Linked DNA regions of Mus musculus: region 2 is linked to region 1. A link is a loop called in an ENCODE intact Hi-C map of the cell type or tissue named here. Cell type or tissue: gastrocnemius. All regions are shown on one strand. Links, peaks and the distances in the headings refer to the core of each region. The heading gives the core; the rest is flanking DNA.

The links. Peaks named below come from ENCODE experiments on the same cell type or tissue, not always from the same donor. Only the 100,000 strongest peaks of a DNase experiment are listed, where the experiment ranks them.
Region 2: it touches region 1 in a loop (6-fold over the local background); 7 of 42 quality-filtered maps call a loop at or near these places.

What each region holds. Positions count from the first base shown.
Region 1 is chr5:9,423,592-9,431,932 of GRCm38, reverse strand. Elapor2 (endosome-lysosome associated apoptosis and autophagy regulator family member 2) reads right to left here. Exons shown (of 22, transcript NM_172706.4): 9 at 4,063-4,243; 10 at 3,400-3,528. Among named protein-coding and RNA genes, the nearest start is that of Mir879, 52 kb to the right of the region's middle. In gastrocnemius, for the core only: a CTCF peak has its summit at 4,169 (motif pointing right); a DNase peak (open chromatin) is centred at 4,156.
Region 2 is chr5:8,921,635-8,929,975 of GRCm38, reverse strand. Abcb4 (ATP-binding cassette, sub-family B (MDR/TAP), member 4) reads right to left here. Exons shown (of 28, transcript NM_008830.2): 13 at 2,002-2,205; 14 at 1,399-1,569. Among named protein-coding and RNA genes, the nearest start is that of Gm31388, 20 kb to the left of the region's middle. In gastrocnemius, for the core only: no CTCF peak of the experiment used is centred there; no DNase peak of the experiment used is centred there.

The DNA.
Region 1 (8,341 bases), core at 14-8,013:
TCTGTATTTGCCAGGCACTGGCATAGCCTCATATGAGACAGCTATACCAGGGTCCCTTCAGCAAAATCTTGCTGGTATATGCAATAGTGTCTGGGTTTGGTGGGTGATTGTGGGATGGATCCCCGGGTGGGGTAGTTTCTGGATAGTCCATCTTTTCGTCTTTGCTCAAAACTTTGTCTCTGTTAACTCCTTTCATGGTTATTTTGATCCCTATTCTAAGGAGGAATGAAGTAACCATCCGTTGGTCTTCCCTCTTCTTGATTTTCTTGTGTTTTGAAAATTTTATCTTGGGTATTCTAAGTTTCTGAGCTAATATCCACTTATCAGTGAGTGCATATCTAATGACTTCTTTTCTGATTGGGTTACCTCCTCACTAAGGATGAAATCCTCCAGATATATCCATTTGTCCAAGCATTTCATAAATCCATTGTTTTTAATAGCTGAGTAGTACTCCATTGTGTAAATGTGCCATATTTTCTGTATCCATTCCTCTGTTGAGGGACATCTGGGTTCTTTCCAGCTTCTGGCTATTATAAATAAGGCTGCTATGAACTTAGTGGAGCATGTATTCTTATTACCAGTTGGAACATCTTCTGGGTATATGCCCAGGAGAGGTATTGCTGGATCTTCCAGTAGTATTATGTCCAACTTTCTGAGGAACCACCAGACTGACTTCCAGAGTGGTTGTACAAGCTTGCAATCCCACCAGCAATGGAGGAGTGTTCTTCTTTCTCCACATCCTCGCCAGCATCTGCTGTCACCTGAGTTTTTGATCTTAGCCATTCTGACTGGTGTGAGGTGGAATCTCAGGGTTGTTTTGATTTGCATTTCCCTGATGATTAAGGATGTTTTAAACATTTTTTCAGGTGCTTCTCAGCCATTTGGTATTCCTCAGTTGAAAATTCTTTATTTAGTTCTGTAACCCATTTTTAATGGGGTTATTTGAATTTCTGGAGCCCAGCTTCTTGAGCTCTTTGTATATATTGGATATTAGTCCCCTATCAGATTTAGGATTGGTAAAAATCCTTTCCCAATCTATTGGTGACCTTTTTGTCTTATTGACAATGTCTTTTGCCTTACAGAAGCTTTGCAATTTTATGAGGTCCCATTTGTCAATTCTTGAGCTTACAGCACAAGCCATTGCTGTTCTGTTTAGGAATTTTTCCCTTGTGCCCATATCTTCGAGGCTTTTCCCCACTTTCTCCTCTATTAATTTCAGTGTCTCTGGTTTTCAACAAATCATGCTGGCACAACTGGCGGTTATCATGTAGAAGAATTCAAATTGACCCATTCTTATCTCCTTGTACAAAGTTCAAGTCTAAGTGGAAACTGTCTTTTGAGAGGAGGTTTATGCTGAAGCAGACACATGGGAGAACATTTTACTAAGAACAGACACGTGGTGTTTTTCTGTAGACAGCCTGGAAAAAGGGCATGTGGTGTTTTGGGAGAGCCCATATTTGAAAAAGCACATGTTTGGGAAGGATAAATATAGCCCAACGGACAGTGGACAGCACTAGATAGTATTGGTACACCTTGCGATTCTTTGCTAGTCATCTTTTGTCATGACTTCATACAGAGAAACACACCAAAAACTTCTGGTGGTGCTCCAGTGGCTTCTTGCTGCTTCTGTGGACTCAAGCTGATTGGGAGTGTCTTGTAGTTCCTTCTGGATCAGCCTGTCACTGCTGATTTGCGAATGGTGTTTATGAGTGGATCAACCTGCCACTGCCAACTCATGTGACTTGAGCTGCGCAGACTGGATTTGCTCCAAAGAAACATTTCTAAACAAGTGCACATCCTCCTTTGTCCTGTCTACCTTTCCTTCTGCTACCTTCAATAAAGAACACTTCCTATTTAATATATATCACATCTTGGTCTTTCACTCACCTGTTGACTCAAAACTTTTCAAGCCTCCATTTTTTTCCATTGATCTCTACACTCACGTGAACTTTCATATCCTATGTCCCAAATCTGTTTTAAAGAGATACTGATTCAAAGCATGCAATTTTAAAACTGTTTATGTAAACCTAGAGACAAGGATCAAATGTAAGATGGAGAAAAGTAAGCTGATGGAAATGATGGTGAGCTGACAAGGGGATGGATGGACTCCGTTGTTTACTCCTTTTTACATTGTTTACTCTTGTTCTTTAGAATGCCTGGCAAACAGCAACATTTCAGATTTCAAAATGAGTATGACCAACAAGGAGAGTTGAAAGAATGTTAGCAACTGTCCTGTAGAACTCTGCTGCAAGGCTTCAGTAAGTGGGATTTAATGGCATCTTAAGAACATAGTGAGGGACTTCACTGAAAATCAGAATTTGAAATCTTTCACCCTTTACCATGCTTAACCCAGTACTGAGCCAAACCAAAAGAATTTAGTAACTTATTGCTCCAAATGATTTAAGGTATTGTCGCCCTCCTTGGGACATCTCTTCTGGTGTTTGTGACTTTAAACATGAAGTTCAATATCTACTTGAAAAGTGACTACATAAAACACCAGGTTAATACACCAGCCTGTCCCCTTCCAGCCTCTCACGCAGCATCCATCCTCGGGAAATAAGCTCTGAGACCCCACAGAGGATACACCAAGCCCTACCACTTTATACCTTTCCTATCTTAGCACTTACCACCATTTAATTCCTGCCATTTTGAGGTGCGAGAGTAACGCTGGCACAGAAGTCATGTTTCCCTCTTCACAACTTAATGGCTAAAAGCTTTTCCTTACCATGGATTTTAGCAACTTCAGTGTACAATTTATGCTCGCTCTTTATTGAGTTGAGAACTTTTGCATTTTCAGCTGAAAGGGTAGAAGGGAGGGAGGGAGGGAGGGAGGGAGGGAGGGAGGGAGGGAGGGAGCCAGGGCTTGATGGATTTTCTTTGGCATGTTCTTTTTGTGTGTTTGTGGTTTGAAGTTATTATTGAGAGAGTTATTTAAACGCAGATATTGTGAAACCTGAGCACTGAATCTAAAAACCAAAATGGCTACTAAGTCACTAATGGACAGGAAGCAGATGTAACCACACAAAGGAGTCATTCACATCCTAGGCTTGAAAGGAAAAAGAATATGGCATGAGGTTCCGTTGGCTATTAAGAACACTTGACCATTTAAAATGTAAAGTATTTGTTTCTGTAATTTTCTAATTGGTATTTATAAACGGCTATTGACTATGGAAAGCTGAAACTAAAGGAAGTGGAGCCAGGGAAAGGGGAGAAGCACTGTGGTTGTGATTACTTTAGGAAAGGCATCTGATTGGTTGCTTGAGTTTTATATAAGGGCTGGAAGATGAACACCCAGCCAAGTAAGACCAAGTTCCTCACAAATATGTCTGGTATGTCTAAAAAGCTAAAAATGAGTGGTGTCTTCGCTGCCACAACAGTTAATGTAGAATCCAAGCTCACCGTTCATTCCATCGCACTTGGAATTCCCAACATTGAAGCAGGAAGTTTTCATGTTGGCAGGGAGGACATTCCACCATTTATATTCAAACCCAAGTGCTGGCTCTGTTCCGGCCGGACATGACTTGCATTCTGCAGAAGATGAGTGAGTATATGCAATCACATTAGGCTGCATCTGAACAGCTTTCTCGGAACCAAGCACCTCTGCACTAAAACTACCAGACAAATATGAGGGACAGATGTTACATGACCACCAATTCCCTTAGCAATTTTTTCAAAATGGATCTGGAAAATTTTTCTAGATACAGTACGGATGCACGTGTACATATTTGGTGGTTTTGTTTGTACAGTGCTTCATATTATGCTTAACTTGGTGAGTGAGTGGTTATCCACGGTTACCCAATAGGATAGGGTTGACTTTCAGAGACTAAAATGTATTATTGTTAAAGGAGACGGCCATACACACAAAACACCAGTAAGACTGTCCTCGTCAGATAAGTCACCATGGCCTAAGAGTCCCATTATCAACATTTCTCAATACCTCTTCATTTTGACAAAATAAGAAATGTGTCTTCTAAAAACTTTTCAAAAAAAGCACTAGAGAACAAGATCGCAAGTCTATCAGGAATGTTTTACTGATCGTGCAATTCATGATAGACACCCTACCCTTTGTTCCATCTGAAAACGTCCCCGGAGGGCAGGGATGGCAAGAAGACGATCCATTGTTATAGAATCCTGGGTTGCAAGGAGGACAATCCTTCTTCTCTCCAGAAGGGGGCAGCCTAATAGCATCTGTGAGATCCTCCCTGCAGATTTTTGGCTCTATCCACTTGTACATTATCTGTGTCTGAGAAAAAAATAAAAGAGAGAGAGAGCTTTTAAAATTAAAACTAAAAGTAAATCATGCAATATCTTTATGACAAAGATGCTAAATTGACAAGCTAAAGAATTATCAACAGTGGAGAACAGAAGAGAGGGCTGAGAGAATCTAAACAGTGAGAAAACAATGAGAGAAAAAGAGATAACTTTCATTAATACAATATGGAGAAAAATAGGTAGGAAAATAACCATTATGTGTGTATGTGTGTGTGTGTGCATGCACATGCACATATGAAGATGTCTTTCATAACTGCTACCCAACTTCGTTTAATGTGAGAGAGGAAGTGTGTAAATGTGTGTGTGTGTGTGTGTGTGTGTGTGTGTGTGTGTGTGTGTGTGTGTGTAGGTGGAGAAGGAGGGAGGGACTAGGACCTGCAGGAGATGGTTTTTTCTTTGCACCTTGTAGGGTGCTTCGTAGTAAATGACTTTACTAGATGAGCCATCTCTCAAGTGACTCCAGGTTATTTTGGGAATCAGATTCTCACTAGACCTAAAGCTTATTGATTCAGCTAGACTGGCTGGCCAGCCAGTCCCACTGGTCCTCCTGTCTCTACTTCCCCAGTTCCGGGAATACAGGAGTGGGGTACTACATTCATTTTTTTAATGTGAGTTCTAGACAACCATGCTTGTGTGGTAAGCACTCTACCAAGTGAGCCAGCTCGCTCGTCCCTGGAAACAATCAATACATTGCGCTAGCTTTGAACCTAAGCAGTAAGAACCCTTACAATACAGACAGCATGCTTCTTATCACAAATCCCTCCTTAAGGTGTAAACAACTGCCAGGTGCTCACCTCTGAACACATGCATATGAACAACAATATACAGACCAGACCATGCAGGTGTGTGTGTGTGTGTGTGTGTGTGTGTGTGTGTGTGTGTGTGTGTGTGTGTGATTTACACAAACAAAGAATTAAAACGAGCAAGCGAATATGAGTGAGGAGAGGTATTTGAGGTGAGGTTTGGAGGGGGAAAGGAAAGGGAGAAATGATGCAGTTATTTTATGATCTCAAAAATAACAGCAAACAAATGCTGCCCCTGCGTCTGCTCACTTCCGTGTGTAGCCAGCAATATGTTGCTTGCTTACTGGCTAGCTCCACTGCTCCCTTCCTTGACACCCGCCACAGCCTTTCTTATCACACTTTGCATGGAGTAATCATCAAAGAAAAATATTATTTTTTCAAAAAGAAGAGATGAAACTTTATGTACAATCCTAATGATTCATAAGTATTAGTAGTTCCCAAGTCTTTTTCAATAATAAGAATTGTAGCTAATAAAAAAAAATTAACCAAGAAAAAAAAAAAGGATTGTAGCTAAACTATTCTCTCCAGAAACTCTTATGGCCTTCTCTATGTGCTCTGAGCATCAGGAAAAATACACCCTTCTGCTCTCCAGGAGAGCACTCAATCACAGCCCTTCTCATTATCCTACTTTACACAAAACAGAATTTAAAAAATGTGGTAACTCAACTACACCCCAAAAGCTGGCCATGCTAAAATTAGTTATTCTTAGTTAAAAAGCAGAATAATAGATAGGTTAGTTGTCCTAAAACAAAACTGGAATGTGAACACTGGTAGGTGGAGTATTCCAGCAAAAATATAACAACCAATATTAGAGCTACATAGAGGTTTTTAGAAGAGACAGTAACTGTTCTTTTCATCCAATAAACTTTTGAAAGTATTGTTTGTCCTTTAAAACAACTTCTGCAACAAGAAGTCTGTTGCAGCTGGAGAACAGGAAACACAGGCAGTCCTTCACCTCTGTTTCTAGTCAGTAAGAACTGTACAAAACAGACATTCAATGCCACTCAACTGAAGCCTTAAATATGCTTGTGGAAGATACACTATCTGGTATGAAGAAGGATGCTAAGAAAATGGATGTCTCATTAGAATGATAAGTAGTATTATTTTCTTTTTATAGATCCCTTTCCATATTCATTTTATGGTCCATGTCATGACATGCTTTAATGCTCTACTTTATGGCTCCGCCTCTCTGACCATCTATAAAACAATGGCCACTCCAGCTAACTCCTCCTAAGTAGCTAAAAACATCAAATTAGATACTATATCAATAAAATGCCCTCAACTACCCCTCAAGAAAGGCAGCATAAAATTCAGAGAATCTAAACAAATAATTATAGGAGAGACATTGACTTTAAGTCTTCAGTTTAAGTTAACAAGTTAAAAAAATTTTTTTTGAGATCCTAGTAAGTTCATTAATTTTCTGACTCACATTCATAGAAATGTATGAGCAGCTACATTTGGGGAAATTTTGTTTCTACACAAGAACAGAAAAGATTCCATGTCAGAAAAGAATCTTCCCAGCCTTTTCAGGACACTATTGTCCCCAGGTTCGCAAACAAGGAAACCTGGGTTTGCACATTAAAGTTATGCACGCGTGGATAGGCCAGATGACAACCTTGAGCATCATTCTTTTGATTCCATCCACCTTGTTTTGCTTTTACCCTGATACAGTCTCTCACTGACCTGGAGCTCTACAATTAGGCTAGGCTGTTGGCTGGCCAGCAAATTCTGGGATCTGGCTTTATGTCCCCATCCCTAGAATTACAAACACATGCTGCCACACCAGGCTCCTTACATGGGTATTGGAGACTGAACTTATGCTGTACAATTTTCAAGGTAAGCACTTTACTAACTAAGCTATCTCCCCAGCCCCAGATTACAGCTATTAAACAACTTGCCCAAGAGATGCAAACAGCACCATTAAAGGAGGGTCATTCTGATGAGACTGAAAACAATACAATATGCAAATATATCTGAGAAGCCAAATAACCAGTTTCTTCCAATGTAAGCAAAGAAGACGTTTAGAAGTTAAAATACACTGTGAACATTTTAACATGGAGAAATCAAGGTACAAGTTCTCTATGATCCATGTTCCTTACAAACCTTCCTGCCACACACGGCAAACTGCTTCTCTGTCTTTCCAACAGAGACATATGTTTCCTAGTGTAGCTGACAGGGAAAGATGCTAATTAATATTAATGATGCTTAGAACCAGATGGCTCACAGTGCAGGTGAGACACCAACAACCAGCTCATTCTGCAGAAAGTGAGATGCAAACATGAAATGGTTTTATGAAACCAAACCCCTCTCAACAGAGTTTTACCAGACTAGTGTAAAGATTACAGAAGAGCTACAATATTCATGATCATTTAGGTTAAACATTAAAAGTGGATCTCTGTGAGCTCAAGGCCAGCATGCTCTACACAGAGTTCTAGGCCAGCCCAAGCTATGTAGTGAGACTTTGTCTTTAAGAACAACACTATCAACCAATCAGGACCTGCCCCACCCCCACCCCCAAGCTCCCAGGGGACTAAACCACCAACTAAAAAGTACACATCAAGGGACCCGTGGCTCCAACCGCATATGTAGCAGAGGATTGCCTTATCTGTTATCAGTGGGAGGGGAGACCCTTGGTCTTGCAAAGGATCAATGCCCAAGCATAGGGGAATTCTAGGGCAGTGAGTCGGGAGTGGGTGGCTGGGTATGTGGGTAAGCACCCTCATAGAAGCAGGGGAAGAAGGGTAGGATGGGGTTTGCAGGGAAAACAGGAAGGGAGATAACATTTGAAATGTAAATAAATAAAATAGTCAATAATTTTAAAAAGGAGTGAACTGAATTTATGAAACATGGACACATTATTTTCTTCTATACCAAGAATCTATTCTTGACTTATATGAAAGATTCTCTGACTTATATGAAAAACATTTCATGTATATATATATATGCATTCAGCATGCTTGTAAGTGAGTGCTGTGTGTGTATGTGTGTGTGTGTGTGTATTCTAAATTATATTTGAATATGAATGACCTTAATTCTATTAGGCCATGTCAGCCAGATATTATCAAACTGGTCACTGGCATTATACTCACTGATACACTAAATCACTCAGCAATGTAACAAATATGATTTTAATATATTTTCATGTTGTTCAGATATAATGCATTAATAGATCTCATTCATTCATTCTTCAGTAATACTGAATTAATTGTGATTACATAGAATAAATTAAATTCACTTTTAACAATAAGTTAGGCAAGTTTAGCTAA
Region 2 (8,341 bases), core at 207-8,206, 500 kb after region 1:
AATAATAACTAAAGAAGTAGGAATAATCTAAATTCTCATCAGTTGAAAATGGTTAACCAGATGTGTTATGTCTATACAACTGGAATCCACTGGACCCTGTAAAGAATGGCATTTGATGCCAATTACTACATTGATAAAGCTTGAAAATTCTGTGCTACATGAAAAAGACAGTAACGAAGGCCAGCAAGATGGCTTAGCAGGTAAGGGTGTTTGCGATTCAAGCCTGGTGATATCATTGGAGTCTGGGAACACATACAAAGGTGGAAGGAAAGAACTGACTCCATAAAGTTGTCTTCTGACCTCTCCACAAGTGCTGTGGCATATGTACTATATCATACACACACACACACACACATACACACACACACACACACACACACACACACACACATCATGTACACATAACAACAGCAAAAACAACAGCAAAGTATGGTTACATCTATATAAAATGTCTAGAACTAGCAAAGCCACAAAGACAGAAGAGTGTGCACAGGGCTACTGAGAAGTAGTCAACTAGTTTCTTTTGGGCAATGAACTATTTCTGGAATTAGTATTGATGATTGCATAATCTGATGAGTATACTAAATGCCATCAAATAATACATTTTAAAATGGAATTTTCTTCTTTTGTTTTGTTAGGTGATAGTAATCCAGTTTTATTTCTTTTACTTTATTTATTTCTAAATTTCAAGTCTTTTAATGAGGAGTATTCACAATCACCCTAAGGAGCAAGTACATTATTTTGATACAATTTAATGTATCATTAACAATTAAATTACAAATAATGATGCCATTATTACCACAAAATAGGTTATTTTGAACTATTTTTAAACTAGAGCAGTGTTTAGGTAATCAGAGTTACATGTGTATGCACATATGCATATATGTATTACATTCTCATATATATGTATTTATATGTATTTCCACATATACTTGAATATAAGTGTTTGTCTTTTTACTGATTTAACAAAAAAAATCCACAAAGAAATAGATTAAAACTTAGAATGAAATACAATACATCCAAGAAAATGACAGCATATCATCACTAGAACTTGTTACATAAAAATACCTGAATTTATAAATTAATTTCTTCACATATTTTAGCATATTGTTATCAAATAAAACCCATGTGTGCAAGAAAGAAAAAAAAAAAAACAACCCCCACAGTTCCTCCCACAGGCCTGGTCTAGGTTCACTGAACCATGGAGGAAACCTGTAAAGATCATTGACCTCTCTCTGCGACAATGTAACGGGCTCAAGAAATCAATAAATCCCAAGAGACAACCTCATCTGCCCTTTGGGTTTTATTTCTCAATCTAGATTCCCAAAGGACTGGGAAAAGTCTGCACAACAATTTGCTCCCCATCCCCCGCCCTGGGTGTTTACCTCGGGTACTGACCTTATCCAGTGCGGCCTGCACCTCAGCTTCACTTTCAGTGTCCAGGGCTGAGGTGGCCTCGTCCAGCAGGAGGATCTTGGGGTTGCGGACCAGGGCCCGGGCAATGGCGATTCTCTGTTTCTGTCCCCCACTCAGCTGCGCCCCTCTATCACCAACCAGGGTGTCAAATTTCTAAACAGAAAACCCAGAACAGCTCCAGAAACCTACTCATTCATTCAATTTTATAGTGTTGGGGATCAAACTCAGACAGGACCTTGAATATGCTAAAAAAGGTCTCTATCACGGAGCTATATGTCAGCCTTTTAAAAGTATTTTAAATACAAAAGTACAGAGAGTTTTGTAGAAATAAATGAAGACAACCGAAACTTTGATTCTTGTAGTGTATCATGAAGTATAATAAATTAACACTGAGTTGCAATAATTACCAATGCATGTCCTATATGTCTTTATGTTATTTACATATAGAATATAGTCGTTAAGCCTTGTCTGAATAATTTAAGGGATTTGCCCAACAAGGTTGAATAACATTGTAACCCAGAGCTTAGCTTTTGAAGCAAGAACTCATGCCTCACGTTTCAGTTGTGATTTTAAGGGAAACTTTACCTGGGGCAGTTTCATGATGAAGTCATAGGCATTGGCCTCTTTGACGGCTTTCTCAATCTCATCCATCGTTACATTCCCACGGCCATAGCGGATATTTTCAGCGATCGTAGTAGAGAACAGCACGGGCTCTTGACTTACCACACCAATGATTTCCCTTAGACACCTGACGTTAAAGTTCCTGATATCCTGCCCATCGATGCTAATCTGAAAGAAAGAAGGATTTCCTAGTCAATATTTTAAGCAACCTGATTTCAAAGGCACAAGGGCTTTTTACTAGTATTGAGTTCATTCAAAAGTTAGAAATAAAAACTAAACAGTAATAAGCAGGAATAAAATAAAGCAACCATATTTTCCTGATATATACATTTTTTTTTTCAAGAACAGATTATTGGAGACAGCTATATCAGGGTCCTGTCGGCATGCACTTCTTGGCATCCACAGGAGTGTCTGCGTTTGGTGGCTATATATGGGATGTATGCTCAGATTGGTCAGTCTCTGGATGGTCTTTCCTTTAGTCTCTGCTCCACACTTTGCCACCGTATTTGCTCCCGTAAGTATTTTGTTACCCTTTCTAAGATAGCTATCTCCTGAGAGGTTCTGCCAACCTGACATATACAGAGGCGATGCTCTCAGCCAACCATTGAACTAATCACAGGGTTCCCAATGAAAGAACTGAAGGAGCTGAAGGGGTTTGCAACCCTAATAGGAAGAACAACAATATCAACCAACCGGAGCTCCCAGGGTCTATACCACCCAAGGAGTACACTTGGAGGAGTGGCTCCTGCCGTATATGTAGCAGAGGACGGCCTTGTCAGGCATCAATGGAATAAGATGCCCTTGGTCCTGTGAAGGCTTGATGCCACAGTGTAGGGGAATGCAAGGGCAGGGAGGTGGGAGTGGGTGGGTAGGGCCACACCCTCACAGAATCAGGAGAAAGGGGGATGAAACAGAGGTTTTCTTGGTGGGGGGTGGAACTGGGAAAGGGGATAACATTTGAAAGGTAAATAAATAAAATAGCCAAATTGATTATCTACCATAAGAAATTTTGGATATATTAGTTAATTGTCATAGTGCTTTAAAAAATGACCCCAAAGCATCTGTATACTCAGGAAAACACTCTCTCTGGGACATAGCCTCCAGCCCCAGTTAGGTTTTAGGCATGTCACTGTGTTTAATTTCCGATGATAAATTTAAGTTAAAATGTCCCCTTATCCAACATATAGCTAGATGACATTTTGGTGTTTTGCTATGCTTAACACACTATAATGTACTTTATCATTTCTTAACTTTTAGCCATTTGATATTTTCTTAATTGTTCTAAAAGCAAAGAATCATTAAATTGAAAGACATGATTTATGTTCCTATATTAATATCAATTGCTTTACTGTAAATGACTAGTGTTTATGGGGCATTTATTCCTTGATGAACATAAGCTAAATAAATGACTCTTTATAAGTAATTTAATAATGGACATTGGCGAAATATATAATACATCTGCTTCATTGTACTTTGTTAGATCTGGGAGCTCTTGAAGGAGCAGTTTATCTTTGTAATGCTGATCACTTTTTAATTAAGTTTATTCTTTGGCAATTGAATACAGACATACATACACCCCCCCCCCAGACACACAGACACAAACACACACACTGTTTCTTTTCTTTTCTTTTCCTTTCCTTTCCTTTCCTTTCCTTTCCTTTCCTTTCCTTTCCTTTCCTTTCCTTTCCTTTCCTTTCTTTTCTTTTATTTGTTTTTTTGTTTTTTTTGAGACAGGGTTTCGCTGTATCCCTGGAACTCACTTTATAGACCAGGCTAGCCTCGAACTCAGAAATCTGCTTGCCTCTGCCCCCCAAGTGCTGGGATTAAAGGTGTGTGCCACCACGCCCTGCCATATTTTCACCCTCAACCTCTACCTTCCTCCCAGCTATAAATCCTTTACCTAGCTCATGTCTTTTTGCTGTGTGTTTTTTTTTTAATCTACTGAGTTTAACCAAGGCCATCTATGTGATTATGGGTTTGAAATATCTATTAGCGCCCAGAGGGTCATGGCAGTAGGGTATATAAGTAAAGAAATGATTGCCCCTCTTCTATTATCTATCATAACCAATAATTAAAGCTAACCATTTCTCTCTCTCTCTCTCTCTCTCTCTATATATATATATATATATATATATATATCCTCTCTTTTAAAGATTGTTTGAGAATTTCATACTTTGTATTTTGATACACCTACCATATTGTCCCCTCCACACCCTCCAACTCTGGGTCCTCATTTAGAATACCCATGGAATCCAACCTGTGTTGACTTCACATTCTTGGATGTTGTCATCCACTGGAGTGTGGGAAGTCTACCAAGGCCCATAAAGAAAAATAACTCTCAGTCGAAACCACTGTCTCCTGTGTGAGATACATTTCTACCCGGAGCTCTGCCATTATGGCTCCACCATGTGGTCAAAACCACTGTCTCCTGCGTGAGATACATTTCGACCTGGAGCTCCATCGGTAAACTACCTCATGCTTTTACATCAAGATGGTCGTCTGTTCGTGATTCTTGGGTGCACGCCGAACGGGAATTGAGTGGGGGTTTCCCCACTAGGTTCTTTCATTTGGAGGCCTCAGCGAGATCTGTGTGACACCCAGGAAACCCGAAAGACCCCTTGGAGGTACATTTGTTTGTGTGCGTCTTACATGTTGTCTGTTGTCTAAGTGTGGCACTGCTGAATTTGTGTCTTGGTTTTTCAAGTCTGAGATTGTGAATTTGTGTCTTGGTTTTTCAGTTCTGAGATTGTGAATTTGTGTCTTGGTTTGTGAATTTGTGTCTTGGTTTCAGGGTTATGAGATCGTGGGTTCGAGTCCCACCTCGTGCCTTGTTTTTAGGGTTCCGAGATCATGGGTTTGAGTTCCACCTCATGACTTGGTTTTAGGGTTACAAGATCGTGGGTTTGAGTCCCACCTCGTGCCTTGGTATTAGGGTTCCGAGATTGTGGGTTCGAGTCCCACCTCGTTCCTTGGTTTTACATCTGGCAGAGTGAAGAACAAGTATGCTTAGATACTGGTGTCTTTTATTCTCTGTTGCTGTCTTGTTTTTGTGTTGCTGTCTTGTTTTTGTTTGTGGTTTTTGTTATGGGACAGACTGTGTGTGTAGTGCCGACTGTGGACTTGGACAGATGTTAGGACAGAATTTGTCAGTGATAGTTAAGAAAAACAACTCGGCATCCCTGGCCACACGCAGCAGGGCCTGACTGAGAACTTCGGGCTTCAGCAGTAGTGGCACGCACTGGCTGAGGGAGGCGCCACGTGGGAAACTGTGGCCCAGGGAGGAACACCGATGAGGAGGTTTCCCTGGGATGCCCGCCCCACCACCACCACCACCACCACCACCACCACCACCACCACCACGGATTTCATCTCCTGCGGTACTGGCAAGAAAAGAAAGAGGGGCACTAGCCCCGCCTGGCTTCCTAGAGCGAAAGTGATGCCTGCTGGGGAGGGGCCGACTAGAGTCGCCGCCTCTGCCACCTTCCCCCCCCCCCCTCCCTGAGTTGGCCTGGTGCAGCCAGCTGTGAGAGCTGCCTTCCTTTCCCTGCCCCAAGTGTTTTCTCTTCTAGGGCAGCCCTGCCCTAAGCTGCTAACCAGTGAGGGAGATATCTGCCCACTTAAAAATTCCTGTCCCAGGTAAGGAGCACCTATGAGTTTAATCACCAGGCTCTGACAAATGGGTATAGAGGTCTAGAAAAAGGTGAGTTTAGACTGTAAGGAAGAGCAAAGCTCCAGCAGACTCAGGAGAGACAGTGAATTATAGAGATGAAGGAGATTAGAGAGGTCTGATATGAGAGAGATACTCTGAATGAGAAATATTTAGAGTAGAACCAGTAAGTAAGAGGCAGAGAATGAGTATTACAAGAGAGAGAGAGAGACAGAGAGAGAGAGAGAGAGAGAGAGAGAGAGAGAGAGAGAGAGAGGCGAGAGGCAGAAGAAAGAGAAAACAGGAGGGATCGTAGACAAAGAAATTTGACTAGAAACTTGGCTGCAGTAATAGGAGAGAAAGAAAAAGACAGGATCTAGACAGGAAATCTGGGCAACAGAAGACCTAGCCTCAGCTAAAAAGGCTCAGCTGTGTCAGACTCAAGTTATCTATTTGAGATACACCGTTCGAGGTGGAAAACAATGGCTAAAAGAAGCCAGAAAAAGACTGTAACTACACCAAGGCAAGTAAGAGAGTTCTTGGGTACCTCTGGCTTCTACAGACTCTAGATACCTGGGTTGGCGACCTTAGCTTCCCATTGTACCCCCTAACCAAGGAAGGGGAAATGTTTGTGTGGACCCCAGATCACCAGAAAGCCTTTAGAGAAATGAAAAAGGCCCTACTGATGGCCAGCCTTTGCCTGACCTAACCAAGCCTTTCACTCTTTATGTGGAAGAGAGATCAGGGGTCGCCAGAGGAGTCCTTACTCAGACTTTGGGACTTTGAAAAAGGCCAGTGGCTTACCTATCCAAGAAGTTAGACCCTGTTGCCAGCGGGTGGTTTCTTGCCTGAAAGCTATAGCAGCCATAGCTCTGCTTATCAAGGATGCTGATAAGCTCACTCTGGGACAGCAAATAACTGCAGTGGCACCCCCACACTCTTGAAAGCATTATCTGAAAGCCCCCTGACTGATGGATGTTGACCAACGCTCCTGTGACACATTATCAGAGCTTTTTGTTGACTGAACGAGTGACCTTCGCTCCACCTGCTGTCCTCAATCTTGCTACCCTACTGCCCAAGACTTCACCTACTTAGCACTGTGCTGACATTCTGGCAGAAGAAACAGGTACTCAAAATGATCTGAAGGATCAGATCAGCCTTGGCCTGAGAGTTCAAGCTGGTACACCGATGGCAGTAGCCTCGAGGTTGAAGGTAAGCAGAAGGTGAGGACAGTAGTACAGTGGTGGACAGAAAGCAAGTGATCTAGGCCAGCAGCCTCCCTGAAGGGACGTCGGCCCAAAAAGCTGAACTTGTGACTTTGATATAAAGGGGCTGCTGACATCTGCAGAGAAGGACCTAAGATGCTATGGCTAAAGGAAATCAGATGGCAAATCTAATCGCCAAACAGGCGGGCCAAAGAGCAATGATCCTGGCAGTCAAGGAGCCTAAAGATTATTATGATGTCAGAGAGACCAGTTTTAGATACACCCCTGAGCACTATCAAGTTATGGACATTATTTGACCCACCTGGGGGCCAAGAAATTAAAAGGTGTGGTTAGGTCCTTTGACTACTATGTTACAGGACTCTCTGACTTGGCAGAAGAAATAGTCAAAAGCTGCAAGGCCTGTGCTATGACAAGATAGAATTTACAGAAATTAAGCCAGCTAGATATGGCAACAAGTACTTATTAGTGTTTATAGATACCTATTCAAGGTGGATAGAAGCTTTTCCTACCAGGACTGAGACGGCCAATGTGATAGCCAAGAAGATCCTAAAAGAAATCTTCCCGAGGTAATGGACCTGCCTTTGTTGCCCAGGTAAATCAGGGACTGGCCAAGATATTAGAGATTGATTAGAAGTTACATTGTATATACAAGCTCCAAAGCTCAGGACAGGTAGAAAAGAAGAATAGAATTCTAAAAGAGACTGGTGCAGACTTGGTGCTCCTTCCCCATGCCCATCGCTGTCTTAAATGATGTGTCTAGACCTACATGTTGTTGTAATAATAATCTGTAAACTAAGTTAAAAGGCTTGCAGGTGGTGAAGAAAGAAGGCTGGTCACAATTGGCTACAGTGAACGAGCCAGGTACCCCAAAAGACATCTCACCAGTTCCAGCCAGAGATCTGATCCACGTACACCTACATCATGCCCAGACCCTCAAGCCTCACTAGAAGGGTCCTTGCCTAGTTCTGTTTACCATCCCTTCTTATTCTGTTTTTGTTCTTAACCTTTGGCCCATGTTATGATTTCTATTCTCCACATAGAGATATAGACTTCTAAAATTCTAAGATTAGAATTACTTAGTAGAAGAAGAGGGGAATGAAAGGAAATAAAACTTGAGACCTGTGATTCATGTAATGTATGTCAAATAGCCCAAAGAGTTGTTTGTGAGCTTTGAAACCTGGGGCTGAGAACATAGCAGAACAGGCCAGGACATGCCCGGGCAGGCCTGTTGTTAAGAGTTTCCTGAGGCTGCTTAGCAATAAAGATAAAGAGAATGACATGCCAGACTGGCCCGGTGCCTCCCTATCTCCCGCCCTTCTGACAGTCTGCTAATGTTTAAATGGACCAATCATGTGAAACCACGCCAATTTCTCCCCCAGCCCCACCCCTTTTCTATAAAAACCCCTAGCTTCCAAGCCTCGGGGTCGAAACC